2 separate regions of the Homo sapiens genome follow, and region 2 is linked to region 1. Evidence: read pairs that join two places in POLR2A ChIA-PET (ENCODE). Cell type or tissue: MCF 10A. All regions are shown on one strand. Each heading gives the region's core, and the rest is flanking DNA. Links, peaks and the distances in the headings are about the cores only.

Region 1 (12,660 bases), core at 1,698-6,697:
GCTCATCCAGGTAGCTTCCTAATTCATGCTATCTCGACCATAGACACTTGGAAAATACAAGCATGGCTGCTGAAAAATAAATATTTGGAGAAGTTTGATGTTTGTAGAATCATCTAAGGATAAGTACTGGCCCTGCCTTCCCTGCTGCAAGATTGAAAATCACTTGCCATGCAAGTTCCTACAATGTTTAAGCAGTAAAGGAGAAACCTCCTGCCTTTCCCATTAGACCCCACTTTCCTGTGTTGTCTTGGGGTCCTCTGTAACCCTGAGCCCTGGATGCACTTCCACGTGGTTTCTATTTCTAAATTTCTAAAGCTTCCAGAAATGTATTCCTCCCTTCTCTCCTCTCCTCCCCGCTGCGCCTCCCTCCCTCCTGGCCTTCCCTTCCCCTACTTTGCAGACCTCTCTTCCCCCAGACCTCCCTCCTCCTCCTCTCTGCCCCCTCCGGGCTCAGGCTCTCCCAGGAGGCTGGAGATGTATTCCTAGACTTCCCTGCTTGTTATAATCCCAACTGCACCAGTCCCTTTTGCTTGTCAAAATCTGTTTTCTCTATTTCTGTTGGAGAACTGCGTTGTGCCTGGAAGTCTGACTTGTGAGTTATTTGAATCCTTAGGGCGTGAAATCAGGAAAACCACACCCTCACCATACTTTATCACCTCTCTTACCTGTCTGACTGCCAGTGTTAGAAAGGGAATGTTTGATTACATTGTTAAAAGATAATTTTCAGCCAAAGGTGAAATCGTGACTTTTATACAGATATAAAAGTGATAAATATTTTATTTTATTCATTAAAGAGAGAAATAGGCAGATGTTGTAACTGGTTCAAAAAAGAAGTCAAGAAGTGCAAATGTATACGGAGTAAAGGAGTGCCTTGTGAAGGTACACGCAGGAGAGGAGCATACCCTTGGAATTTGCAGATCAAACACTCAACTGTAAGATTGGGCACAGTGGCTCATGCCTGTAATCCTAGCACTTTGGGAGGCCGAGGTGGATGTATCCTGAAGTCAGGAGTTTGAGACCAGCCTGGCCAACATGGTGAAACCCAGTCTCTACTAAAATACAAAAATTAGCCAGGCGTGGTGGCATGTGCCTATAATCCCAGCTACTCAGGAGGCTGTGGCAGGAATATCGTTTGAACCAGTGGGGCAGAGGTTGCAGTGAGCGGAGATTGCACCATTGCACTCCAGCCTGGGCAACAGAGTGAGACTCCGTCTCAAAAAAAACAAAAAACAAAAAACAAAAAACACTCAACAGTGATCCCCATGGGTTTTGATGTGTAATTTTCCAGAGGGACATGCTTGTGTTAGGCAGAGTGAGGCTCCTTCACCCCTACAGAGTGACTCCTGTGGCCCCTCCAGCTCTGCCTCACACAAGCAAATCTCTCTGGAAAATTACACATCAAAACCCATGGGGATCACTGTTGAGTATTTGATCTGCAAATTCCAATTCCATATGCTCCTCTCCTGTGCATACCATCACATAGAAGTCATTCACACATATGCAGCACCTTGCAGCAATGTCTATGGGGAATCATGCATTTGTGCTGGTGGTGGCCAGTGTGGGCATTGCCGACGAACATGGCCACCAGGGTGTCCTGCAGGGCACTCCACAGAGCTAGGAAAAGCGTCCTGATTTCCAGAGACGTCACCAGTGGAGACCACAGAACTGACCTGGGGATGACCAGAAGGTGGCCCCAAACACATCTGCCATGATACAGAAAAGCCTTTATTGACAGCATGTGTAACGAGGACTCTGTCATGCATCTCAGACACACAGTCCTGCCCCAGCACAGGAGGAAAAGGAAACCTTCTTACTCACAATAAAGGACCTCATCATTTGTAAAAAGTGCCTCAGTGGAAAAGTACCCATGTCTATAGCACGCCCTGTGGGCTGTCTGATTCCAGCTCCATTCATTGTACTTGAGCCATTTTTAGGAGTAAGTGGCAGATCTGATAGATCTGTAAATTCTATCCCGTTTCCATGCAGAATTAATGGACTCTTTCCCCTCCTGTGGAAAAAAGTTAAAAAAAAAACATGTTGTCTAGGCTGGTCTCTAACTCCCAGCCTCAAGCAATCCTCTTGCCTCAGCTTCCCAAAGTGCTGGGATTACAGGTGTGAGCCACTGCGTTTGGCCAAAAAGATATTTTGTCTTCATTTGCAATTCATCTCAACATTTCTTTTGTCAACTAAAGAATGATGAGTTTCATAAATTTGGAAAAAGAGAGCTTTATTTCTCATAAAGTGTTGCAGCCCGCAAAGCGGCCATTCTGACAGGCTGGGAAGTGTAGTCTCTGGCCAGAAGCTGGAAACAGACCCTTCCAGTGTGGGAAGAATAGTACAGGGATCTGTGCTGAACAGTGTGGCCAAACACACAGATTCAATAAGCTATAGGAGGGGTTATGAATTTTTAAAATAATGGATTAGCTAATACTTTTGAGACAGGGTTTCATTCACTCCCCCAGGCTGGAGTGCAGTGGCATGATCATTGGCTCACTGCAGTCTTGACCTCCTGGGCCCAAGTGCTCCTCCTAGCTCAGCCTCCTAAAAGGCTGGGACCACAGGTGTGTGCCACCAAGCCTGGCTAATTTTCTAATTTTTTTTTTTTTTGTAGAGATGGGGTCTCCCTGTGTTGCCCAGGCAGGTCTTGAACTCCTGGACTCAAGTGATCCTCCTGTCTTGGCCTCCCAAAGTGTTGGGAGTATAGGCATGAGCCACTGTTCTCAGCCATGAATATTTTTGAAGGAGAACCGTGTACGTGGGCAATTGAGCTTTTTGCCTCTTCATGGGAGCCATGTTCAAAAAATGACTGCGTTAGCATGATCCAAGGGTGGTATTTTTGGCCCTCTGTTGTTAAAAGCTGAAGCAGAGGACACAAAAATCCTTACTGTGCACCCTCTGTAGACAGGCCAGAACCATGTCATGGTTGGTGTTTTGTTATCAGGCAAAAAGGAGGGCAGTGTCATGCGGCTGGGTGATATCAGTGTGGGGTTGTTTGAAGAGGCTAGTTTCTGTTTAGCCTTTAGAAAAGAAAGCCTCATGGTGATTAGTGAGTCAGGAGCGGATAATGAGAGGTGTGTGATCCCCCAACCCATAACTATATAACTGAGTTGTATGGCCAATAACTCAGTTTTTAAGGTTATTCTGGGGTCTCCTTGGTGAAGAGATGATCCAGTCAGTTGGTTGGGGGCTTAGAGTTTTTAGTTTACACTTTCCAGTGCTGCATTTGTGCTCTTTTGATTTTCCTTCAAGCCTGTTAGAACATCTGTTAGTTTTTTCCTGTCGTTCAAGTAGAGTACAATCCTCAATGTTGTTTGTTTTTATATCTGTTGAAGAGTGATGGTTTTACTTCTTTCTGAAAATTATCTTTTAATAAATACATGTGTTGTTGACAGAAGGAAGTCAAACTCTGTAAAATGTTTGAAGAGGTTTATTCTGAGCCAAATGTGAGGACCATGACCCATGACACAGCCCCCAGAGGGCCTGAGAACATGTGCCCAAGGTGGCTGAGTTACAGCTTGGTTTTATACATTTAGGGAGACATAGGAACTCGATCAATACATGTGAGGTATACATTGGTTCAGTCTGGAAAGGTGGGACAACTCAAAGATCGGGGATGGCAGGGTCAGGGTGGTAGCTTACAGGTCACAGGGGGATTCAAAGGTTTTCTGATTGGTGCTTGGTTGAAAGAGTTAAATTAATAATGAAAGACCTGGAATCAATAGAAAGGAGGGTCTGGGTTAAGATAAGAGGTTTGGGAGACCAAAGTTCTTATTATGTAGGTGAAGTCTCATAGATGGCTACCCTTAGAGGCAATAGATAGCAAATGTTTTCTGTTCAGACCTTTAAAAGCTGCCAGACTCTCAGGTAATCTTTTCAGGATCAGAAAGAGACCTGGAAAGGGAAGGGGATTCTCTACAGAATGTAAGTTTCCCCTACAAGAGATAGCTTTGCAGGGCCCTTTCAAAATATGTCAAAAATATTTTGGGGTAAAATACTTGATTTGTTTCAGGGCCTGCTGTCTATATCCTTGGATGCTGTATTTGAGTCAGGTTGGAATTTCATACCTTATTTCTACAAAAAGTCTGTTTCGTCAGTCTTGAGACCTCTGTTTGAATGTTAATGCTGGTCATTTGTGCCTGAACTTCAATGGAGGAGGGAATAATGAGGTATGTTGGACTCCTCCTTCCTGTCTTTTTTTTTTTTTTGAGACAGAGTCTCGCTGCAACCTCCTGGGTTCAAGCGATTCTCCTGCCTCAGCCGCCCAAGTAGCTGGGATTACAGGTATGCACCACCATGCCTGGCTAATTTTTTTTTTTTTTTTTTAGTAGAGACAAGGTTTTGCCATGTTGGCCAGGCTGGTCTTGGATCCTTGCCTCAAGTGATCCACCAGCCTTGGCCTTCCAATGTGCTGAATTATAGGCATGAGCCACTGAGCCTAGCCCCTCCTTCCTGTCATGGCCTGAATTAGTTTTACAGGTTTCTTTGGAATCGCCTTGGCCAAGAGGAGAGGTCCATTCAGTTAGTTGGGATGCTTGGAATTTTATTTTTGGTTTACAGTGCATTTGCAGGAGGAAGCTAAAATCCTGAAAGGTATATACAGAAAATATAGTACAGTTAGTTGAGAGTCAAGGGTATGTTCCCTGAGACTTGCCAGGGTAGAAACTGTTCGCCCTGCCCATTGTGGACTTGGCCCCTGGCACAAGGCGTGGCCTGGCTGCTGTGCCCACGTGGAGGGTCTGGGCAGGAGTCCAGCCTTCGACACACACGGGCGTCTCCTGTAGGAGAATAACCTTGCAGGATCAGCCTAGAGGGCTGCTCGCCTGGCTGTAAGCATTCCTTTTGCAAAATGGATGTCAACTGAAAATAAAGTAAAAACATTCAGATTAGAGGCTTCCTGGAATGGCCAGGATTTTCTGTGATCCCTAGGTCCTCATAGCCAACAAACAGCCCAGATAAGAAGTCAGCCCAGATAAGAAGTCAGCCCAGACCAGCCTGGCGAACATGGTGAAACCCCGTCTCTACTAAAAATATAAAAATTAGCCGGGCATAGTGGCGGGCACCTGTAGTCCCAGCTACTTGGGAGGCTGAGGCAGGAGAATCGCTTGAACCTGGGAGGCGGAGTTTGCAGTGAGCGGAGATCGTGCACTGCAATCCAGCCTGGGTGAGAGAGCGAGACTCCGTCTCCAAAAAAAAAAAAACCCGAAAAGAAAAAGAAAAAAAGAAAGCTCTACAGGCCTGAACTTGCTGCTTGTGTCTGAGGGGTGGGGCAGTCTTGGAACTGAGCCCTCACTGCCCCACGCGCCCCCACCCCTTACCTTTGGTCATGGTGTTGATGATCGCTGTATTGTGAGAGCAGAGGGAAACATGGCTTGAGAGTTTTTCTGAAATGGTGTCAAATGACAATGTTGAATTATTGAGTCTTACTAATTATAGTTCTATAATGTAGCTTATGAAAACCAAACCAAGAAAACTACAGTCCAGTTGTCCTTGATTGGATAACTAGTTATTAATTTCTTTCTTCTCAAAATCTAATTACTTTATTTCTAATTATGAAACACTAAGAATATTCAGTAATGTGAAGGGAATTATATAACAGCCACCCTTTCACATCACCCATATTTGAAAGATAATACCCTTTTGCCCTATATACTTCAAATCAAAACTTTTTAGGGAAATAAAACATAATAAAGCCCACGATCTCCATTTTTTCTCCCCTCTCTTCCCGGTAACCAATTGTCCTAATGGTGATAATTCATTCTCATGCGTGATACTTTTCCTACAGTATATTTATGAATAAAATGTATATTTTTGGTTGTTATTTATTTAGCATCAAAATGTATGTTTTTTGGTTGTTATTTAGAATCAAAATGCTATGTCTTTTTACATAGCATTATGTCTTTGAGATTTTTCAAGTTTTGTATTTCTATTTTTAAATAAAAATAAATATATAAAAAATATAAATATATATAAATAAATATATAAAAAATAAATAAATAAAAATAAAAATAAAAATGTCTCTCTTTGTTGCCCAGACTGGAGTGTAGTGGCATGATCATAGCTTACTGCAGCCTTGAATTCTTGGGTTCAAGTGATCCTCCTTTCAGTCTTCTGAGTAGCTGGGACTACAGGTGCATGCCACCATGCCCGGCTAATTAAAAAAATTTTTTTGTAGAGACGGGGTCTCCCTATGTTGCTCATGCTGGTCTCATACTCCTGGCCTCAAGCTATGACCATGCCTCGACCTCTCAAAGTGCTGGGATTACAGGCCTGAGCCACCATGCGGGTCTGGAGATTTATTATATTGATAAATTACAGGTGCAGCCTGTTCATCGAACTGTTGTGTAATATTCTTTTTATGAATGTATTTGTTTTCTAGGGCTGCCATAACATTACCAGATACTGGGTGACTTAAAGCAACACAGTGCCTCATAGTTCTGGAGGCCAGGAGTCCAAATTGAAAGTGTCAGCAGGGCTCTGCTCTTTCTGAAACCTGTAAAGGAGAGCCCTTCCTTGCCTATTCCAGCGTCTGGTGGGGGGCCAGCAATCCTTGGCTTGCAGGTGCATCCTTCCCATCTCCACCTCCATCTTCACACGGCCTTCTCTTCTGTGCGTCTGTTGTGTCTTTGTCCACGTTTTCCCCTCCTTAGAAGGACACCAGTCATTGGATTTATGGTCTACTGTACTCCAGTATGACCTCATCTTAACTACAGGACATCTGCAAGGACCCTGTGTCTAGTTAAGGTCACATGCACGGGGAGTGGGGGATAGGACTTAAACATGTATTTTGGGGGAATACAATTCAACCTACATCAATCAATAAATTACAGTTTATTCATTCTCCTGTTGATGGTCAATTAGATTGGTTCCAGGTGTTGTCATCATATTAGTGGTGCCAAGAACATTTTTCCATAATCACTGCATGTGCCTGTGTGGGCATGTGCAAATTTCTCTCTCTCTCTCTCTTTTTTTTAGATAGGGTCTCACTCTTAACACCAAGCCTGGAGTGCAGTGGTGCAGTCTTGACCTCCTGGGCTCAAGCAATCCTTCCACCTCAGCCTCCTGAGTAGCTGGGACCACAGGTGCACACACCACCATGCCTGGCTAATTTTTCTGCTTTTTTTTTTTTTTGGAGAGATGGGGTTTTACCATGTTGCCCAGGATGGTCTCGAACTCCTGGGCTCAAATGATCCCCCCGGCCTTGGCCTCCCAAAGTGCTGGGATTACAGGCATGAGCCACCATGTCCCACCACATGTGACATGAATTTCTCTAGGGAAACATCTAGTGGTGGGATATCTAGGGTGCGGGGCATCTGCTTCTTTAACTTTGCTAGACTCCTTCCAGGGTTTGTATCATTTCACATGCCCTCCCATTTCCCTACAAGTGTACCATCATCTCTGTGTTAACAGACTTTTGCCAATCTGCAAGATGGAAAATAGTATTTCATTCTTGTTTTTATTATAGTTTCCTTAAGAACAGTGAGGTTGAATATCTGTTCATATGTTTATGGGCCATTCAGGTGTACTTTTTTGTAAATTGCCCATTCATATGAATTTTTCTATTGGGTTGTCTTTTTCTTGGTGACTTATAAGAATTCTTTATATATTTTATCTAGACACTAAGTCCTCTGTTCCTAAAATAATACCTTCTCCTAGTCTATCTTGTTTTCTCACTTTGTTTATGGAGACTTTTATCTTGATATTAATGTTAATCATTATCTTATTAATCTTTCATCTTAGTTACTATCTTATTAATGCAATTTTAAGAGCTTTTTGTCATGGAAAATCTCAAGCATATATAAAAGTAGAGAGATTAGTACACAGGACACTCCAGCTGCACCACCATCAGCACGTGGACACCTTGTCCACCCTACCCCACATGGAGCTATTTTGGGTTTTTGTTTGTTTGTTTTTTGAGATGGAGTCTTGCTCTGTCGCCCAGGCTGGAGTGCAGTGGCGCGATCTCGTCTGACTGCAGCCTTTGCCTCCTGGATTCCAGTGATTCTCATGCCTCAGCCTCCGGAGTAGCTGGGATTACAGGCGCTCACCACCATGCCTGGCTAATTTTTGTATTTTTAGTAGAAACGGGGTTTTGCCATGTTGGCCAGGCTGCTCTCGAACTCCTGACCTCAGGTGATCCACCAGCCTTGGCCTCCCAGAGTGCTGGGATTACAGGTGTGAGCCACCGCACTCAGCCCAAATGGGGCTATTCTGAAGTAAATCCCAGACCTCTGGTCATGTCATCTGTGGGTACATCATGATATCATGATGCATCTATGAAAGACAAGGACTCAAAAACACATGGCTGCAATGCCATCATCTTCCCCTGCCAAAATTCACAATAATTTGCAATTTCATCAAATATCCACTTAGTATTCAGTTTTCTGCAGTTGTCTTTCCTTTTTTTTTAAATTGGTTACCATGAAATGGGATTTATAATCCTTTTCTTTATGGTTTATGTTTTTTGGGTCAAATTTAAGAAATTCTGCCTTATTCCAAAGTACAAGAAAAAAGTATTCAGTATTTCCTTCTGATTGTTGAAATTTCGCCTTTCCTACTTAGATTTCTAGCCACGCACTGGGGTATGTGGGGATCCATGGTGATTTGTTTTCTTACCTGGGTAGCTCAGTGCTGCAGCCGTGCCCCATTGATGGCCAGTCCCTCCTCCCCCCACAGGTCCCTCCTGCCCCCTCTCATGACTACAGAGCCCATTGTATCTGACCCCCTCTCTCTGCCTGCTCTGCGCCTGCTCTTCGCCTGTTCCCACTGCTGGACCTGGCTGGAGGAAACAGCCATACGTACTTCTCGCTGGTCCCCTGTTTTCCTGCTTATCCTCTCCCCAGCCCTCGTCCCGCCTCTCACCCTGAGCTGCTGACTCTGCTTCTCAGTTCTGTGAGCAAACAGATGCCAACAGGGAGCATCCACACTCTCCCGCCCCACACCCACCACCACCTGTGTCTGTGTCCACGTCCTCAGCCTCCCTTGGGTGCGTGAGGACTGTCCACGCTGCCAAAGAAGGCAGCTCCTCTGCTATGCGCCAGACCCTCCTGTCACACTCTCCAGTTCCCTCTCTCCCGGGGTCATTGATTGTGTTTTGTTTGTTTTCCTTTCTATGGTATCATTCTCATCCACGTACAAATAGGCTGAGATTTCTTCCACTTTAAAAAAAAAAGGCTCATCCCTGTGTCTTCCCTCCATCTTTTGCACAGTCTCTTTGCTCTTTTTTTTTTTTTTTTTTGAGATAGAGTTTCGATCTTCTTGTCCGGGCTGGAGTGAAATGGTGCGATCTCAGCTCACTCTAACCTCTGCTTCCCGGTTCAAGCGATTCTCCTGCCTCAGCCTCCCAAGTATCTGGGATAATAGGCATCCACCACCCTGCCTGGCTAATTTTTGTATTTTTAGTAGAGACGGGGTTTCCCCATGTTGGTCAGGCTGGTGTCGAACTCCTGACCTCAAGTGATCCACCTGCCTCCGTCTCCCAAAGTGCTGGGATTACAGGTGTGAGCCACCACGCCCGGCCTCTTTGCTCCTTTTTCTGTCAAAAGTCTTCTAAGAGTTTTCTGTGTTCACTCTCTTTAGTTCTCTCCTCTCTCATTCTCTCTCTCTCTCTCTTTTTTTTTTTTGAGATGGAGTCTCACTCTATTGCCTAGGCTGCAGTGCAATGGCGTGATCTCGGTTCACTGCAACCTCCGCTTCCCAGGTTCAAGCAGTTCTCCTGCCTCAGCGTCCCAAGTAGCTGGGATTATAGGCATGTGCCACCACGCCTGGCTAATTTTTGTATTTTTAGTAGAGACGGGTTTTTACCATGTTGGCCAGGCTGGTTTTGAACTCCAGGCCTCAAGCAACCCACCCACTTTGGCCTCTTAAAGTGCTGGGATTACAGGCGTGAGCCACCGCGCCCAGTCTCCTCTCAGTTTCTTTTAAGCCCACTATGATTATGCTGTCACCCATGCCCTCGTCCAAGCCTGTCCTTGTGGAGGTCACCAATGACCTTCACTTTGCCAAACGCGGAGGGCAACACTCAGCATTCATTGTTCTCCCCTCAACACCCATTCTTCACTTGGGTCCAGGACACCACACTTGGGGTCTTCCTCCCCCGTCACTGGCTGTTCCTTCTCAGGCTCATTCCTCACTCGCTGATTCCTTCCCATCTCCCTGAAGTGTTAGTGTTGAAGGACCCCAGGGCTCAGTCTTCTAGATTTCTCTTTTCTTCATCCACCATTATTCCCTGAAGGATGTCATTCATTCTTAAAGTTTAAATATCACCTACAGGCCCGGCACAGTGGATCACCTGAGGTCAGGAGTTTGAGACCAGCCTGGCCAACATGGTGAAAACCCATCTCTACCAAAAATACAAAAATTAGCCAGGTATGGTGGTGCTCGCCTGTAGTACCAGCTACTTGGGAGGCTGAGGCAGGAGAATTGCTTGAAACTGGTAGGTGGAGGTTGTAGTGAGCCGAGATTGTGCCACTGCACTCCAGCCTAGGGGACAGAGTGAGACTGTGTCTCAAACAAACAAACCAAACCCACATACAGTCATTCTTGGTATTTGTAGTAGTAAAGTCCCTACAAACACTGAGTTAGCAAATCCTAAACCATTCCTCCTGGGGAAAATACAAGGTTAGCTTCCTGTAAACCTGTGGCCTGGTCACAGCGGTTTCCTCAGTTGACCCATACATAACCCTGGTTTTATGTGTGTTTTTGTGGAAGATACCATTCTAATATATATTGTTGACTCATTAACAGGAAGCTCATGGCCAACAGGACTGTAACTCGTGCCTGAACAAAGCTTCTCCAATACTCGCATTTTCTCCATAAGGCACATCACAGCCTTCCCGTGCTTAGCAATGCTAGATAGCATGTGAGCACTAAGTGCGGGGCCCTTTTAAACAGCAAAATCAACCCCTCAAAAAGCACAAAAATGTGCACTAAGACCATGCAAAGGACACTTGTTTACACTGTGAGAGCTCAAATGAGAAGCAGAGTGTTGTGGGCAGTTGGGCTGCTCTAACAAACGTGGCTTCAACAACAAACATTTCTCACAGTTCTGGAGGCTGGAAAGTCCAAGATCGAGGCGCTGGCAGATCCAATGTCTGCTGAGGGCCTGTTTCTGGTTTGCAGATGGTCATCTTCTGGCTGTGTTCTCACCCAGCAGAAAGAAGGGAAGCCAGCTCTCTGGGCCCCTTATATAAGGCACTCATCCCATTCTTGAGGGCTCTGCACTTGTGAACTACTTGCCTTCCAAAGACCCTACCTCCAAATATCATTCCACTGGAATTAGGGTTTCAACATCTGACTTTTTGGGGACACATTCAGTCTATTGCACCCTGTGTGTCCTCAGCTGGGAATGTGGACATTGACAGTTCACATTTTTCGAATGTCCATGAATGACGGTGAGGTTACAAAATACATTCAGCAGGTATGGCCAGGCACAGTGGCTCACATCTGTAATCCCAGCACTTTGGGAGGCCAAGGTGGGCGGGATCACCCGAGGTCAGGAGTTTGAGACCAGCCTGGCCAACATGGTGAAACCCCGTCTCTATTAAAAATACAAAAATTAACCAGGCATGGTGGCGGGCACCTGTAATCCTAGCTATTAGGGAGGCTGAGGCAGGAGAATCGCTTGAACCCAGAAGGTGGAGGTTGCAGTGAGCCAAGATCATGCCACTACGCTCCAGCCTGGGCAACCAGAGCGAGTCTCTGTCTCAAAAAAAAAAAAAAATCAGCAAGTAGATGAATTCATCAATACAGGATCTGCAAACAATGAGGGTCAGCTGTATACTCACATCACTCTCAAAGTTTTCGTTTTAGCTTGGGCCCCTGGCCCTTGAACTTCTATCGTGTTACCCAGCTTTTCTCTGGGATGTGTAATAGATACCTCAGCCTTAATATGCCCCAAACTGAAGTCCTTATCTCCTCAAACCAGCTCTTCCCACATCCCTTCTCATTTAAACACACTCCATCCTCCAGTTTCTTAGGCAGGAACCCTTGTAGTCATCACGGACTCCTCCTTTTGTCTGATGTCCCCACAGATACAATCTGTCAGCAGAACTGAGTGGCTCTGCCGTAAAATCTGTCCACACTTGACCATTCCCGCCCTCTCACCATCACCGTCCTGGTGTGAGCTGCTTCATCTCTTGGCTGGATTGTTGCTGGAGCCATCCAACTGGACTTTCTTTTCTTCCTTTGCTACTTGATGATTTCTTCTTAAAACAGCATCTTCAATGATCCTTTTTTTTTTTTTGAGACAGGATCTCTCTGTGTCATCCAGGCTGGAGTGCCATGGCATAGTCATGACTCACTGCAGCCTCGACCTCCCAGGCTCAAGGGATCCCCCTACCTCAGCCTCCTGAGTAGCTGGGAATACAGGCATGTGCCACCATGCCCAGTTAAGTTTTGAATTTTTTTTTGCAGATATGGGGTCTTGCTGTGTTGTCCAGGCTGGTCTCAAACAATCCTCCCACCTCAGCCTCCCAAAGTATTGAGATTACAGGCATGAGCCACTGTGTCAGGCCAATGATACTGTAAATCAAGTCAAATAAAGCCACTCATTTCCCCAAAATTCTCCAGTGGCTTCTATCTCACACTGAGGAAAAACTAAATTCTTCCAGTAAAACTCTGGGAACTCACACTATTCTCTGCTGTTCTCTCCCCTTGCTCTTT
Region 2 (16,379 bases), core at 5,845-10,844, 290 kb before region 1:
TTATTCAACCTTTAAAAAAAGGAAATTCTGATACATTTTATAATATAGATGAACACTGAGCATATCATGCTAAGTGATATTACCCATATACAAAAAGACAAATATTGTATGATTCTATTTATGCAAATATGTAGGATAGGCAAATTCATAAAGGCAGAAAATAGGTTAGAGGTTATCAGGGGCTGAGGGGAAGAGGGTAGGAGGAGGAAGAGGGACTGGGGGGAGAGGGATGATAAAAACATTTTGGAAATAGTGATAATGTTTGCACAACATTGCAAATGCCACTGAACTGTACACTGGTTACAATGGTTAAAATGAACAATTTTATGTTATATATATTTCACCACAATTTTAAAAATTAATAATGGAATATGCCCCAAACTATCAAGTTGTATACTTTAATGGATGAATTGTCAATAAAGTTGTTAACTATGGAAAGAAAAAAAAAAGCAACCTAGTGGTACACACAACATGGCTAAATCTCAAAACCATTATGTTGAGTGAAAGAATCCAGGCACCAGAGCGCACACTGTGTGATTCCACTGAATTTTCAATACTGGCTAAACTAATCCATGGTGACAGAAATCTGAACAACAGGTCTTTGCCTCTGATGAGACAGGGACTGAGTAGAAAGGAGCAAGAGGAAACTTACTATGGTGATGGAAATGCTCTATATCTTGAGTAGGGGGATGACTGCACAGGTGTATATATTTGTCAAAATCATACGGCTGTTCACTTAGAATTTCTGTACTTTATCATATGTCAATTATACCTCAACAGAGTATTTTTTTATTTTTTCTTTAAGACAGGATTTCTCTGTGTTGCTCAGGCTGGTCTCAAACTTCTGGGCTCAAGTGATTCACCTGCCTCAGCCTCCCAAAGTGTTGGGATTACGGACATGAGCCACCATGCCTGGCTAACCAAGTATTATTAACATAAAATATGATTGGCCAGGTGTAGTAGCTAATGCCTGCAATCCCAGAACTTTGGGAGGCTGAGATGGGAGGATTGCTAGAGCCCAGGAGTTCCAAGACCAGTCTGTGCAACATAGTAAGACTCTGTCTCTAAACATTAAAAAAAATTTTTTTAATTAAAAGCAAAACAAAACAAAACAAAAATCATGGCCAGACACAGTGACTCACGCCTATAATCCCAGCACTTTGGGAGGCCGAGGCGGATGGATGATCTGAGGTCAGGTGTTCGAGACCAGGCTGGCTAACATGGTGAAACTCCATCTCTACAAAAAATACAAAAATTAGCCAGGCATGGTGGTGCATGCCTGTAATCCCAGCTACCTGGGAGACTGAGGCAGGAGAATCGCTTGAACCCAGGAGGCAGAGGTTGCCATGAGCCGAGATTGTGCCATTGCACTGCAGCCTGGGCAACAGAGCAAGACTCCATCTCAAAAAAAAACAAAAAACAAAATATAAAATATGGTTAAAACGCAACAAGGCATTGAGAGTGCTAGAAGGGGCAGGCTAGAAGTCAGAAAATACTCAAAAGTCTCCTAGGAGTCACTAGGTAGAGATGACGCCACTGAATGGGGTGGTCACATCCAGGTACTGAGAGGAGAAGGCAAACTTAGAAGAGATGGAGGCTGGAGAACAGACATCTGGATGTGGGAGGAGGCAGGAAAAAGTAGTGGTAATTGGCTTCTGACTCCAACCCCTCAGAAGGATCAAAGTCATATGCCAAGAAAAGGAACATAGCAAGAAAATCTAGTACTCCTGGTAAACATGTCAAGGTCCAGAAATCCAAAACTAAAAGAAAAAAACACATGTATGTACAAGATATAACCAAGAATTAGAGGTTCACATTAGAAAGCATAATTAGTTTGTGCTGTGGTCTGAGAGACTGTTTGTTATGATTTCAGTTCTTCTGCATTTGCTGAGGAGTGTTTTACTTCTGATTATGTGAGCAACTTTAGAGTAAGTGCCATGTAGTGATGAGAGGAATGTATATTCTGTTGTTTTAGGGTGGAGAGTCCTGGAGATATCTATGAGGTCTGCTTGATCCAGAGCTGAGTTCAGGTCCTGAATATTTGTTAATTTTCTGTCTTGATGATCTAATATTGTCAGTGGGGTGTTAAAGTCTCCCATTATTATTGTGTGGGAGTCTAAGTCTCTTTGTAGGTCTCTACAAATTTGCCTCATGAATCTGGGTGCCCCTGTATTGGGTGCATATATATTTAGGATAGTTAGCTCTTCTTGTTGAATCGACTCCTTTACCATTATGTAATGCCCTTCTTTGTCTTTTTTTATCTTTGTTGGTTTAAAGCCTGTTTTGTCAGAAACTAGAATTGCACTCCCTGCTTTTTCCTGTTTTCCCCTTGCTTGGTAAATTTTCCTCCATCCCTTCATTTTCAGCCTACATGTGTCTTTGCATGTGAGATGAGTCTCTTGAAGAAAGCACACTGATGGGTCTTAACTCTTTACCCAGCTTGCTATTCTGTGTCTTTTAATTGGGACATTCAGCCAATTTACATTTAAGGATAATATTGCTATGTGTGAGTCTGATCCTGTCATCACGATGCTAGCTGGTTATTTGCAGAGTTGTTTATGTTGTTGCCTCATAGTGTCACTTGTCTGTGTACTTCAGTGTGTTGTGGCTGGGAGTGTTTTTTTCCTTTCCATATTTAGTGCTACCTTCAGGAGCTCTTGCAAGCCAGGCCTGATGGTGACAAATTCCCTCAGCATTTGCTTTTCTGAAAAGGATCTTATTTCTCCTTCACTTATGAATACTTAGATTGGCTGGATATGAAACTGAGTTGGAATTTTTTTTTCTTTAAGAATGTTGAATATTGTCCCCCAATCTCTTCTGGCTTGTGGGGTTTCTGCTGAGAGGTCCACTGTTAGTCTGACGGGATTCTCTTTGTGGGTAACCTGGCCTTTCTCTCTGGCTGCCCTTAACATTTTTTCTTTCATTTCAACCTTGGAGAATCTGATGATGATGTGTCTTGGGGTTGATGGTCTCATGGAGCATCTTACTGGGTTTCTCTGCATTTCCTGAATTTAAATGTTGGCCTGTCTTACTAGGTTGGGGAAGTTCTCACAAATGATATCCTGAATTATGTTTTCCAAATTGGTTCCATTCTCCCCATGTCTTTCAGGTACGCCAATCAGTTGTAGGTTCGATCTCTTTACATAATCTTATATACCATGGAATACTATGCAGCCATAAAAAGGAACAAGACCATGTCCTTTGCAGGAACATGGATGGTGCTGGAAGGCATTATCCTTGGCAAACTAATGCAGAAACAGAAAAACAAACACTGCATGTTCTCACTTATAAGTGGGAGCTGAACGATGAGAACACATGGACACACAGTTGGGGATCAATGCACACAGGGGCTTATCAGGGGGTGTGAGGCAGGAGAGCATCAGGAAGAATAGCTAAAGAATTCTGCACTTAATACCTAGCTGATGGGTTGATCTGTGCAGCAAACCACAATGGGCATGGCACACTGCCTGTGTAACAAACCTGCACATCCTGCACATGTGCCTCAGAACTTAAACTAAAAGTTGAGGGGGACAAAAAGAAAGCAAGCATAATTAATTTTAAAGGGTGCTGGTACATAATTAAGTCATTCTGTTGTTTTGGTTTGGCTTAGTTTTTTTCTGGCCTGGAACAATCTGTTCGGCTTATGCCAAAAACAAAGATCCCCCAGGCATAGGCGAAACATGATATTTTCAAACTTTCCTATGAGTCAGCGAAGGCAGTTTCACTTTTGTCCTGGGACACGTAATTCCAGGAAGCGCTTCCCCTGCCCTGGTACACTCAGCCTTCTCCCTCTCTGTTTTCAGGCCATCACACCTGCTCGTTCACAGAGGAGGCAAAAAAATGGATGATGGACAGAGATTTCCAGAGTCGTAATCATCCAGATGGTGGCCACTAGAAAAGACCAGAGAAAATGTCCAGGGTTGGAGTGCAGGGATGAGCCCAGAAGATGACATTGCAAGCAATGGCTGAACCTCTGAAGATTCATTTCGTCTCTTAAGGGTGTCCAAGTCTCTCCTCTGCCCATCAGGCCCCACTGGAGGATTCTGAACCCCTCTCCTTCAGTTACTCCTTCAGGTAACTGCCTGTAGTAGGTTGAAATGTATCGCCCAGAAAAGACATGTCCACATCCTAACCCCGGTCGCTGTGAATGAGACTCTGTTGGGAAATAGCATCTTTATAGATCATAATTAAGGATCCTAAGATGAGATCATCCTGGAGATTTGAGACACAGATGTGCAGAGGACAGATGAGGACAGAGAGAGATTGGAGCGATGCTGTCACAGACCGCAGAATTCCCAGCTCTGCCAGAGGGAGCGTGGCCCTGCTGTCACCTGGACTTCAGACATCTGCCCCCCAGAATTGTGAGAGAATCAATTTCTGATGTTTAAGCCACCTACTTTGTGGTCATTTGTTACGGCAGCCTTCAGAAAAAAATCCACTGCCAATCTAGCACCACAACCACCTATGTCCCCCAGGCCGCTCCTCCACCTGGCCTCCTCCCTCCTCTCCTGCTCAGGATGTAACCCTCCGGTCTGGCCCCAACACAGCACCTCCCTCTGGCGTGACTCCCCTCCACCCTCCACAGTCACAGGGCACACTCGCTAGAGATAGGGATCCATGTTTGGTGTTTCCTCTCTGCTTAACAACATCTGCTCCTGCAGCTCTTGAGTTACTTGCCATAGGAAAAGCCCAGGACTGGCCCTGCTGGGTCCCACCAATCACCCGGGGAGTGAAATCCCAACTACTCAGCCCAGCTCCTTCAACTCTATTTGCAGTTCACCCATCCTCTACCAAGACAATCACCACTCCTGCTGCCTGTACCTGGAAGGCACTTTCCTACCCGCTCAACGGCAGTCAACTCCCACTTTCCCCGAAGGACCCACACACAAGGTTTCCCAGTGCCGAATCCCACCCACATCGCAGGCAGCTCTGGGTTCCTGACATGTATCAGTGAATTCCTTTCCTGTTACCTCATTTTCTTTCAAGGAGTCGTTCTTCTTAGGTTCATGTCTTACCCCACCTAATGAATCAAATACCCTCTGAGGGCTTCAGTTTTGAGGTCGTGAACCCCATGTGGCTCCCAGGGGCCTTCCAGAACATGTGCCCTCGGCATGCATGGGGATGAGTGCATGCACGAAGGGAATAACAAGTAGAAAGAAGAATGTGTTTTTGGCTGGGCGTGGTGGTTCACACCTGTAATCCCAGCACTTTGGGAGGCCGAGGAGGGCAGATCAGCTGAGGTTGGGAGTTCAAAACCAGTCTCACCAACATGGAGAAACCCTGTCTCTACTAAAAATACAAAAATTAGCCGGGCGTGGTGGCGCATGCCTGTAATCCCAGCTCCTCAGGAGCCTGAGGCAGGAGAATCGCTTGAACCCGGCAAGCGGAGGTTGTGGTGGGCATTGCACTCCAGCCTGGGCAACAAGAGCAAGAAACCCTGTCTCAAAAAAAAAAAAAAAAAAAAAAAGAAGGATGTGTGTTTTTAAAATGCATATTTTCTGCAGTATTGGAGATCAATCAATCAATAAATACATGATCTCTTTAAACATCCCTCCCTGAATAAGAGTGAAAAAAAGCTTTAAATAAGGAATAGGTCTGTGACAATGAAGAGAATTCCTGCCCTTGGAGAGGAGAGAAAATCCCCGTGAGCTGACAGCTCCCACATGTGGTTACTCCTCGCTGTTGAGTCTCTAGGCTTTGCTCACTGCAGAGACTCTGGGACAGGTTCTGCCTTGCCACGGGACCAGAATTCGGCTCAGAGACAGCACAGGCCTTGGGTCTGAAAAAACTGTAGCTCAACAGCCAAGAGTAGTCTTGCAGCAGAAAAGGAGATGAACTATCCTTAAATGGCAGAGGGTTCATGAGGGGGTGAGGGTAAGTGAGTTGAGAGGGGTGGGGGTTGTGCTGGAATGGGGATCCAGGTGAGCCAGGGTCAGGGAAGTTGAGCCAGGGTGAGGGGTTGGGGAGTGAGTGGGTCATTGAGTCGGGGTCTGATGTTAGCCCCCCTGCCCGGGAGGAGAAGAGGTTGGAGAGAGGCTGGAGAGGTGAAGACTCAGAGCTCTGGAGGTGAGCTAGGGTTGGAGGAGTTGGGCTGGAGTCATGGTGAACAGGAGGTTGACCCAGGGTGGGGTTGGGATGAGCAGGGTAGGGTGTCGACTGAGACAGAGGTGAGGTACAGTACAAGGCAAGTTAAGGCACTAAAAAGTAAATGTCATACAACAAATGTGTAGATGACCCCTTTGAGAAGCTCCCCACTCAAATATCCAGTGTCTAAAGGGGAGGAAAGTATTCTGTCATTGCAGATGGGGTCGTACATTCATTGATGGTACAGGTTTTTGCTTTATTTTGTTTTTTCTTAAAAGAGTTAATAGCTAATGCTTTAAAAAAAAGTAAACAGAGCAAAATATATTATCTGCGATAATAATTTAAAATATGTTACTGCACAGAAAAAAAGAGAGTCCTATTATGCCAGTTGACTCAACTAATAATAGCTGTAGTGTTATAATATAAGGGTTAGTTGTTTTCTACTTTTAGAATCAAACTATAGATAAAGTTGAAATAATAAGCATAATTAAGATCCAAGAAAATGTTACTAGTCTCGTAAGTGGAAAGCTAGCGAAGACAATATGAGGGGTGGATACGGGGTGGTGGGAAAAGGTTAGGAAGGTCCTTACCTAACAGAGGAGAAGTCAGGAAATACCAGCTAGAATTGATGGAGAAGGAACTGGGGTTGAAATAACATATATAAGAAACTAAAAGAATACATATGAAAAAGGATGGGTGGATGGGTCTGATCAGAGGGGTGAAAAGGGCAAGTCAGCAAAAAACTCCACTACCATTGCACACAATCATCTCCACTGCCTCAAATGGACAAACCAAGAGTAGCTATGATGAGCAGGTTGCAACTGGCAGGGAGGGGACTGCCAGATGAAATGAAAGTGGGAACAGTGGCAAGAGACAGCTCTGAGGAGCAGACAGGTGGCCAAGAAGCCTGGGGTCTCTCACTGCAAGCTCATCTGCAGGATTCTATTTTCTTTTCTTTTTCTTCTTCTTTTTTTTTTTTTGACAGAGTCTCACTCTGTTGCCCAGGCTGGAGTGCAGTGGTGCAATCTCAGCTCAGCTCATTGCAACCTCCACCTCCCGGGTTCAAGCGATTCTCATGCTCAGCCTTCCAAGTAGCTGGGATTACAGCCGCCACCACGTCCACCTAATTTTTTTTTTTTTTTTTTTTTTTTTTTAGTAGAGATGGGGTTTCACCATGTTGGCCAGGCTAGTCTTAAACTCCTGACCTCAGGTGATCCGCCCGCCCTGGCCTCCCAAAGTGCTGGGATTACAGGCATGGGCGCCACCGCGCCCAGCCAGGATTCTATTTTCTATCACATATATGCTCTGTTTAACAAAAATAAGAGACAAGGAAAGTAGAATACTAACAAGAATAAAGTTTTCCCACAAATTGGTGAGAAGAAAATAAAGCAGATGGCCCAAAATAAGACCCTGTCTTTAAAGGGGAACATGTGTTAAAGGAGCAATCTGGGCAGTGATGGATGACTCAACCAACATTGCTGGAAAAGTTGATTACTGAGCAGTAAACACACACACACACACACACACACACCATAAAATCAAAAGATAATACAAAAGGACTAAAAAGTCAAGGGTATAATATATATACATACATACATACATACTTATATCCTAAAATAGTTTACTGATGGAGAAAAGAGATTCAAAAGCTAAAAATAATAAGATAACAATAAATATACAATGTAAGTTACTATATAAATACAATATTCCCTTATATCAAAATTATAAGTAAAATTGAAAGAAAAATGAAAAAGCAATCAAGATTAGTGACATTCACAGAATGATTTAAACAGAAATATTATATTGAATATCAGCATAAATACACCAAGAGTACAATTTTTCAAGGGTAAAGGAATGAGTAGAAAAACCAAAAAATAGCAAAAAGCCAGTAAATACATGTAAAATATACATAATCTTACTAGTAAGCAAAATAATGTAAATTAAAATATTAATGAGACACCATATGCTTAACAATAAATATTACATTTCAGATCTTCACAAAAGATGAATTCATTAATAGTTCTGGACAAAAGTCCCAGTCATACGGAAAAAAAATAAGGTTGGATCTTTATCTCACATCTCAGGCTGAAATGAATCATTAAATATTCAATCATAAAAACACTAAAAAGGCTCGGTGCGGGACAGCACTCTGGGAGGCCAAGGGTGGCAGATCAAGAGGTCAGGCGTTCGAGACTAGCCTGGCCAATATGGTGAAATCCTGTCTCTACCAAAAGTACAAAAAAAATTAGCCAGGCATGGTGGCACGCACCTGTTGTCCCAGCTACTCAGGAGGCTGAGGCAGGAGAATTGCTTGAAACTGGGAGGGGGAGGTTGCAGGGAGCCCACATGGTGCCACTGCACTCCAGCCTGGGCAACCGAATGAGACTCCATCTCAAAAAAAAAAAAAAACCACTAAAAAAAATGTAGATGACTATTTCTATAAACCTGGCTTAGAAACAGCATTTTGAAGCAATAGAGCAAGGCCGGAAACCATAAAGAAATAGATACATCTGACTGTATAAAAATTTAAACCTTCTCAGCAAAACAGTGTAAAGAAAGTAAAAAGGCAAATGACAGGGACTCTCACTTTCAGCTCTGAGAAACTGGCTTCAATCAGAGGCACTTTTCCCCTGAGAACAACTGAATACTTTTTTTCCCTAAATATCCATTTGGAGGCATCCAGTTTCCAAGACGACCAGGACTTGCAGGCCTGATTGTATTCCAGAAAGAAGGCGGAAATCCTGAGATAAGCTTCCATTCTCATGGCTTTCCCTAAGGGCATTTGCTGAGTAAGGCTGGGTGCTGAGAAACCAAGCAGAGAGCAGTAGTGAAGGGTAGGAGGAGCTAAGCAGAGTTGGTCATACTCTCGAGGGTTTGCAGGGAGGGGTATCCAATCTTTTGGCTTCCCTGGACCTCAATGGAAGAAGAATTGTCTTGGGCCACACATAAAATATACTAACACTAACACTGGCTGAAAACACACACACACACACACACGCGCGCGCGCGCGCGCGCATCTCAAAATATTTTAAGAAAGTCTACAAATTTGTGTTGGGCTGCATTCAAAGTCATCCTGGGCCTCATGTGGCCCGCAGGCCAGGGGTTGGATAAGCTTGGGTTAAGGAGACAAAAGTGGTATTCATGATCTGCCCAGGCCATATTTCTATAGGAAGCCAAAAGGGCTATATCCTACAAGACAGGCCAGAAAGAGGCCAGATCTTATAAAAACTACAACCTAGACTGCAATCTTCTGTCCCACTCTGTCTGCCAGAAGCAAACTAAATCCTCCCTGGACAAGATAACACAATCTAGTGCTACTTCAATTTTCATACACAATGTCTAGCATTCCAAAAATTACCAGATGTATCAGGAGACAGGGCCAAGAGAAAAACAGAAAATAGAAAACATCCCCAGAAGATCCAGAAATTAGAACGATCAAGCTTTAAAATAACTAATATGTAAAAGCAAATAATGACAAATGAGGAACTTTATTACAGAACTAGAATCAATAAAGAATCAAAAATTTTAGAAATACAGCATAATTGAAATTAAGAATGTAAAAAGCAATTAAATAGTAGATTAGGGTAAAGATATGATTAGTGAATCAAAAGATAAGTTTAATCAAAAATGCCCAGAAAATTAAAAAAAAAAAAGATTTAAAAGATAGGAAGAAAAGCATAACATACACAGGCAGCATGGTATAAAAGGTCTAATGTGTGTGAATTTGGTGTCACAGGATAGGAAGAAAAAGGGATTGGAACAAAAACAATATTTGACAAGATAATGGCAGAGAATTTTCCAAAACTGACAAGAGATATCAAGCCGCATATTCAGGAAACTCTATAAACCCCAAACAAGATTTTTTAAATGACAAATTAGAAAAAGAAGGCAGAATATAATAACTTTAGCATATGTAAAAAAATCCTTAGACCTCAAGAAGATAAGACAGACTAATCAAAAAATTGACAAAGGAATTGGTAAATTAGTTCAAAGAAAGAAATACAAAGGGCTAGTAAACATGTGATATGAAATATGTCTCAGCCTCACTAATCAACAAAAATGCACAAATAAAAGTGAGGTGTCATTTTTTGACAAGTTGGAAAAGAGTAAACAGAGTCAAATTAATTGGTGTTGGCAAAGTGTAGAAGGAAATGTACTCCCTTACCTTGCTAGAAAGCTTCAGTGTTGTAATGTTAAGTGAGATGGTGAGGCTTGGTGTAGTCAGGTGCAGCACAGTGAGGGACACTCAGACTGCAAAATGAATCAAGTTTACTACTCACAGGTCTGGAAGGAAGAGGACAGCACCCCTGGCAAGACCAAAGAGAAGAGGGGAGGAGCCATCCAGGACCTGCTCCTTCGACCAGCAGGTGGGGAACGAGAAACGGAGGGGCCTGTGGGTTGGATCCTTTATGGGGTTACCTAGGTGGGTTTCCCACAGCACGGTTGGATTAGTTCATTTGAAGGAAGCACGAGACTCAGCACAGGAACTCGGGGGTTACCTTATCAGGTTCCCGAGGCTTAAAGCAGAAGTAATGTGGTCAAGCAGCTCAGGGTATGGGGTCTTATCTACCCAGAACATGAAAACAGGAGCTGCGTGAAGACTGCCTCAAAATATGTTAGTCAAGCATGACAAGCTGGGAACAGGACAAGCAGATGGACGCTGAGGCAGTATTCATATGCATAAGTGATGACAATAAGCAAGTTCACTCTCTCTAGGGAGCCACTAGCTAATATGCACTCAGGCTGAGTTAGACTGTGCAGCAGAACAAGCAATCTCCACATCCCAATGGCATACGACAAACGTCTGCTTCCTGCTCATGCCACATGGTTGGCATGCAGCTTTTTTCCACATTGTTTTCCCTTGCAAGACTCAGGCTGATGGAGAAAACTCTACCTGGAAAATTGTGGGTTGCCCGGAAGAGGGGAAAAAGGATATGGCAAATCATACGCTGGATTTTAAAACTTCTGGCCAAAAGTTACACAAGTCACTTCTCACTGAATTGGCCAGAGCAAGTGACATGGCCAAGTGTGATGTTATGGGGAGGAAAGTCTAATCCTACCTTAGGGAAAGGCACATTTACTTTCAAAAATAAGAGAACTTACTCCACAGATCGAAACAAAATCTAACAATTTCCTAAGAGAGTCAGTAGGTTTCTGTACAAAGATGTGCAAATCTCTGTGTTGTTACTAATCTGCAAACCAGAAATAACCTCAATGTCCACTAGGAAGCCACAGGTTAAAGAAACGAACATATCCAGAAAGAGTACATTGTGGTCATTAAAAACGACATGTATTTGCTGGCAAAGAAAGGTGCCCTCATGAAGGTGCTAAGGAAAAAAGATTATAAGTACCGTATTATATTAAATGTCGCTAAAGTTATACCTCAAATACATAAGTATGCCTAGATCATGAATTCGCAGTCACTTTTTTATCATCTTTGGCATTTTACCTTTTTATGTTATCTGAATATTTTACAATAAGTATGCATGACTTAATATTTTGAAGATCAGCAAAGCCGTTTCAACATTTTTGATAATTAACATTCAGTGTCATGAGGATATAGTGAAACAGGCAATTTCATACCCTGTTGGTGGAAGGAAAACTGGGTACAATAATAACATACCAATAATATACCTTCTTGGAATTGATCTAAACAGAACTGCCCAGAGAGCCAATAAGAGACGTATTTAGACATTCATACATCAGAGCATTATTTATATCACAAAAAATTTCAGAAACAAAAAAGACCCAAAATTACTGAATAAACTATGATATATGCAGAAGTTGGATTTTTAAAATCAAGATTCTGAAGTATTTCTAATATAGAAATACCCCTACAAGTGAATAAACCAGGACTCAAAACTTTATTTATAGATAGATAACTTTACAGATAGCTAATCTGGCAGAGCATATATATTTCACAGCACAAGTCAGAAAAGAACACCGAAAAATTCACTATCATTAGCTCCAGGTACTGGGAATACAGGTGACTGGTTTTTGTTTTTTTCTTTGTACTTCTCTTTTTTTTTTCATTTTCCACACCAAAAAAAAAAAAATTGTATCAGAAGAATAATAAAATACCTAATAAATATTACTATTCAATGTTGTCCGAGTAAAAGAATAAGGATCATGTTGTGAATGTGATCATTCACAGTGAAAATAAAGTAACTCTACTCAGAAAGATCTTTAACATCACTAAAATCTGGCCGGGTGTGGTGGTTCACATCTGTAATCCCAGCACTTTGGGAAGCTGAAGCAGGCGGATCACTTGAGGTCAGGAGTTCAAGACATGTCTGGCCAACATGGTGAAACCCCGTCATTACTAAAAATACAAAAATTAGCCAGGCAGATCACTTCAGGTCAGGAGTTCGAGATCAACCTGGCCAACATGGTGAAACCCCATCTCTACTAAAAATACAAAAATCAGCCGGGCATGGTGGCGGGCGTCTGTAATCCCAGCTACTTGGGAGGCTGAGGTGGGAGAATTGCTTGAACCCAGGAGACAGAGGTTGCAGTGAGCCAAGATCGCACAACTGCATTCCAGCTTGGGCGACAGAGCGAGACTCCATCTCAAAATAAATAAATAAATAAATAAATAATAAATAAAATCACTAAAATTGGAAACACTCTCCCACAATGAAAACTTCACATACCCCCAACACTTCACTGCTTTTTTAAATTCAGTAGGCTAAAGAGTCTCCCAATTTCTTAGCTAAGTAAATACTGCTGTTGATTTAAAAGCCAGGCAACACATGAATAATAATGTCCTGGTCTATGTAAATGTTTCAGAAAAGGCCCATATTTGCAGTGCTGTTAAAAGCCAGGAAACAAATGAGTAATGTCCCAGAATATGTAAATGTATTGGAAAAGGCCATGTTTGCACTGGAAAGATCCCTCACCAATTGAATCTGGCTGTGACTGCAAGATACCAAGAGCAATTTCCTAAATTGCGCATTAAGATGCCACACAGCAAAACTTATTCAGCACTAAAAGACTGAAGATGAGAACTGTTTGTTGGTCTGAATGTCCTCTTATAAACTGTATGGAAAATAAAGAGAAGAAAGCAGTATACACACACACACACACACACACACACACACACACACACACACACACACAGTTACAAGAACCCAACGCACATCGTATTCTCACAGTGTATCAGGTCTAAACAAGAACTTCCAATCAAGTAGAGAGCCACTGGCTGTGGCACCAACACCAGCCTTTTCTTTCTTCTTCATATAGGGCTGTGTTACAGTTGAACCTTAAACAACTCTTGAACTGTCAGAGTACACTTATAGGTAGATTTTTTTCAACCAAATCGTGGGAAGTGAAATCCACCTACAGAGGGCTGACTCTGTATACAGGGGCTCCACAAAGCGGATTGTGGGACTTGAGTATATGCAGATTTGGGTATAGGTGGGGGAGTCCTGGAACAAATTCCTCACGTGTCCTGAAGGATGACTGTATTTCTCGGTGTTACATAATGGAAGAAAGAAATGCTATGCAATTAGCATGGAGCAGAGACAACAGAGAAACTCCCAAGACCCACAAGAACATAGAATTCAGGGTCTTCACCACAGCCTATGTTGCTGCCTGTTGGGTCCTTGATGATAGAGCCCCGTGGCTTGTACTTGTCTTGGCCTCCAGTCTCCTGCGGAAAGCCTGGCACAGGGAAGCCATCACCAAAACTCTGGGATGGGCGAAGGACTGATGGATGCAACTGCTTCAGGTGAGGACAGAGAGGAGGGGCCCTGCAGTGAGTCCCATCTGTCAGACCCTGGACCCACAGCTCTGCTTTACGCATGACCCCATGGCCATGAGGCCATGACCCCATGACCCCATGCTTTATGCCATTGGCACAGCGCCCTCACCCAGCATGGTAACCCATCAAACACCTGGGCCCGGGCATTGTCTTTCATGAGGGCTCCCAGCAAGGCTACAATCCAGACATCTCCAGCACACCTGTTAGCCACACAGGCCTTTGGGCAGCCACATCTCCAGGGCTGACAGAGGAAGCCACAAACACCCAGGAAGTGCTTTCTAATTCCAGGTGTTTCTCAGTGCGTTTCTTTTCCCTAGAACAAGCAAAGCCACATGCTCCACAGACCCCATCTAATCACATGCTTAAACTCCCTTTGTCAAATGGAAATGACTGTGGAGACTCGAAGTCAGACCTAAGACGTCTAAGTTAAGGACCACAGATCAGCATCCCAAATATGGATTTGTCCATCAAGGACAATGTTTAGGGGACCTCAGGTTCCAGCTCTGTAGGCATCCAGGAAAACACTTGTTGATTTAAACAAACACTGAAAAGGCATTGATCTAAGTAAGCACAATGTAAGAGACGAGCTCACCACAACCAGAGCCTAAGAAGATCTGCCCTGGAAGACTGTGTCCACTTCAAAGAGGACCAAACTTCAACACGACGCCAGCAGAGCTCTCACTTACCACTGGAGTTGGGTCTTCTTCCTTCCCCTCCAGCTCTCCTTACCCAAGTCTGTCCTTCCCTTTGTGAGTAAAGCACTGGTCACTTCTGACCTCATCTCCTGCCCTCTCCCCATGGTGCTCTGCTGTAGTCCCTCTGACCTCTGGCTCTTCTAGAACATTCCAGCTCTACCACCTGCTCCACCAGCCTGGAAGGCTCTTTCCTAGACCTCCAAACAGCAAGACTTTCACTTCCTTCCAGGTCTTTACTCAAAGGTTCCTTCCTCAACGAGGACGGAAATTTTCAGCACCAGCCCAGTGCTGCAAAACCCTTTCCCTGCCTACCTTATCCCATCTCCTGAGCACTTGCTCCCTCCTGAGAAGAGGTGCATGTATTTGAGCTTGTTATTGTTTCTCACCCCCAAAATCACGTAAGCTCCACTTCAGCAGCAATCTCCATTTCTGTCTGGCATTCTGTCCCCTAGAACAGCGCCTGGCACAGGTACCCCTGTCCAATAAATATTTGCTAAATAAATAAATACATTAAACTGAAAAAGAGGCAACTTCATGCTGAATCAAGAGGCTTATTTAATGCAAATTGTTTTGTGACATTTCTTTTTTTTTTATTATTTTTTTGAGACAGGGTCTTGCTCTGTCTCCCAGGCTGGAATGCAGTGGCATGATCATGGCTCACTGCAGCTTCAACTTTCCAGCTCAAGTGATCCTCCTGCCTCAGCCTCCAAAGTAGCTAGGACTATAGGCATGTACCCCCACATCTGGCTAATTTTTGCATTTTTTGTAGAGACAGGGTCTTACTATGTTGCCCAGACTGGTCTTGAACTCCCAAGCTCAAGTGATCAGCCCACTTCAGCCTCCCGAAGTTCTGGGATTACACGCATAAGCCACCGCCCCCAGCTGACAGTTCTTTTTAAAGGGAGAATTCCAACAGAGAAAGTGCCTGCTTGAAGTGTTATTAGTTCATAAAAATCACTTTGAAAATCAAAGCCAAATGTATGATTTCTTGGTAAAACACGTGTCATGTGGTTCTGTTAGGCATAAAACAGTCATCTCTGGCCCCTCATTAATTTCCTGTCAATTACATTTTCACCGGGCAGGTGGCAGCTGCCACCACTCGTCTTCTAGGCTGCTCACGCCGGGCACTGGGTAAACGTGGCAGGATGTCCTCGAAAGACCGACTGTGATCTTCGGAGGGATATTTCATGCCTCCTGGGGTTAATCTCCTCAGATTACACTTTTAAAAGCTCCCTTGTCTTATTACAACTCCAAGAGAAAAATACAGTCAAATGTTAAGATTCAAACAACAACAAACACTCCAAATCACAAAGAGAGAAGCATTTACAGAGCCAGGAATTCTAATTATAGGTATTTTCCATCTTACAGAATAGGACCGCCTGTTGGAAGGGCTGGTAAACACAATTTTCCTACCAAAGTACATAAATTCTTTAACTGTAAAAAACACCTGACAAAACTCTTGGTGAGGAAGAGGCAGGAGAGAGCAGCGAGGCGTGCCAAATACCACAGATCCTTCCAGGTAAGAAGGCACTCAGGTTCACAACTCCAACAATCTTACTCCCTTCAGTCTCTATCCCTATTCCAGTGACTTCAACAGGAGAAACTGGCAATGTCTGGAGACTTTCATTGTCACAGAGGGGAAGGCACTGGTGCTGGCATCCAGTGGGCAGGGGCCAGGGATGCTACTCAGCACCTTGCCATGCACAGGACGGGTTCCCACAGCAAAGGATTATTAGAACCAAAATGTCCACAGTGCTGAGACCTATCCTATTTTTAAGAATTTTCAAAATAGTATATGTAACTGGCAACAGGGCACGATACTTGAATCATGTTCAAAA

The links. ChIA-PET counts read pairs that join two places held together with the same protein. Peaks named below come from ENCODE experiments on the same cell type or tissue, not always from the same donor. Only the 100,000 strongest peaks of a DNase experiment are listed, where the experiment ranks them.
Region 2: POLR2A ChIA-PET joins it to region 1 with 6 read pairs; 3 of 35 experiments call an interaction of 5 or more read pairs at or near these places.

What each region holds. Positions count from the first base shown.
Region 1 is chr5:10,294,145-10,306,804 of GRCh38, reverse strand. All of the region lies in intron 1 of CMBL (carboxymethylenebutenolidase homolog), which reads left to right. Among named protein-coding and RNA genes, the nearest start is that of CMBL, 7.4 kb to the left of the region's middle. RefSeq lists a silencer at 6,473-6,649. In MCF 10A, for the core only: no CTCF peak of the experiment used is centred there; DNase peaks (open chromatin) are centred at 4,734 and 5,294.
Region 2 is chr5:10,583,310-10,599,688 of GRCh38, reverse strand. All of the region lies in intron 1 of ANKRD33B (ankyrin repeat domain 33B), which reads right to left. Among named protein-coding and RNA genes, the nearest start is that of ANKRD33B, 27 kb to the right of the region's middle. RefSeq lists enhancers at 3,991-4,050, 3,278-4,477, 10,498-10,792 and a silencer at 10,498-10,792. In MCF 10A, for the core only: no CTCF peak of the experiment used is centred there; a DNase peak (open chromatin) is centred at 8,868.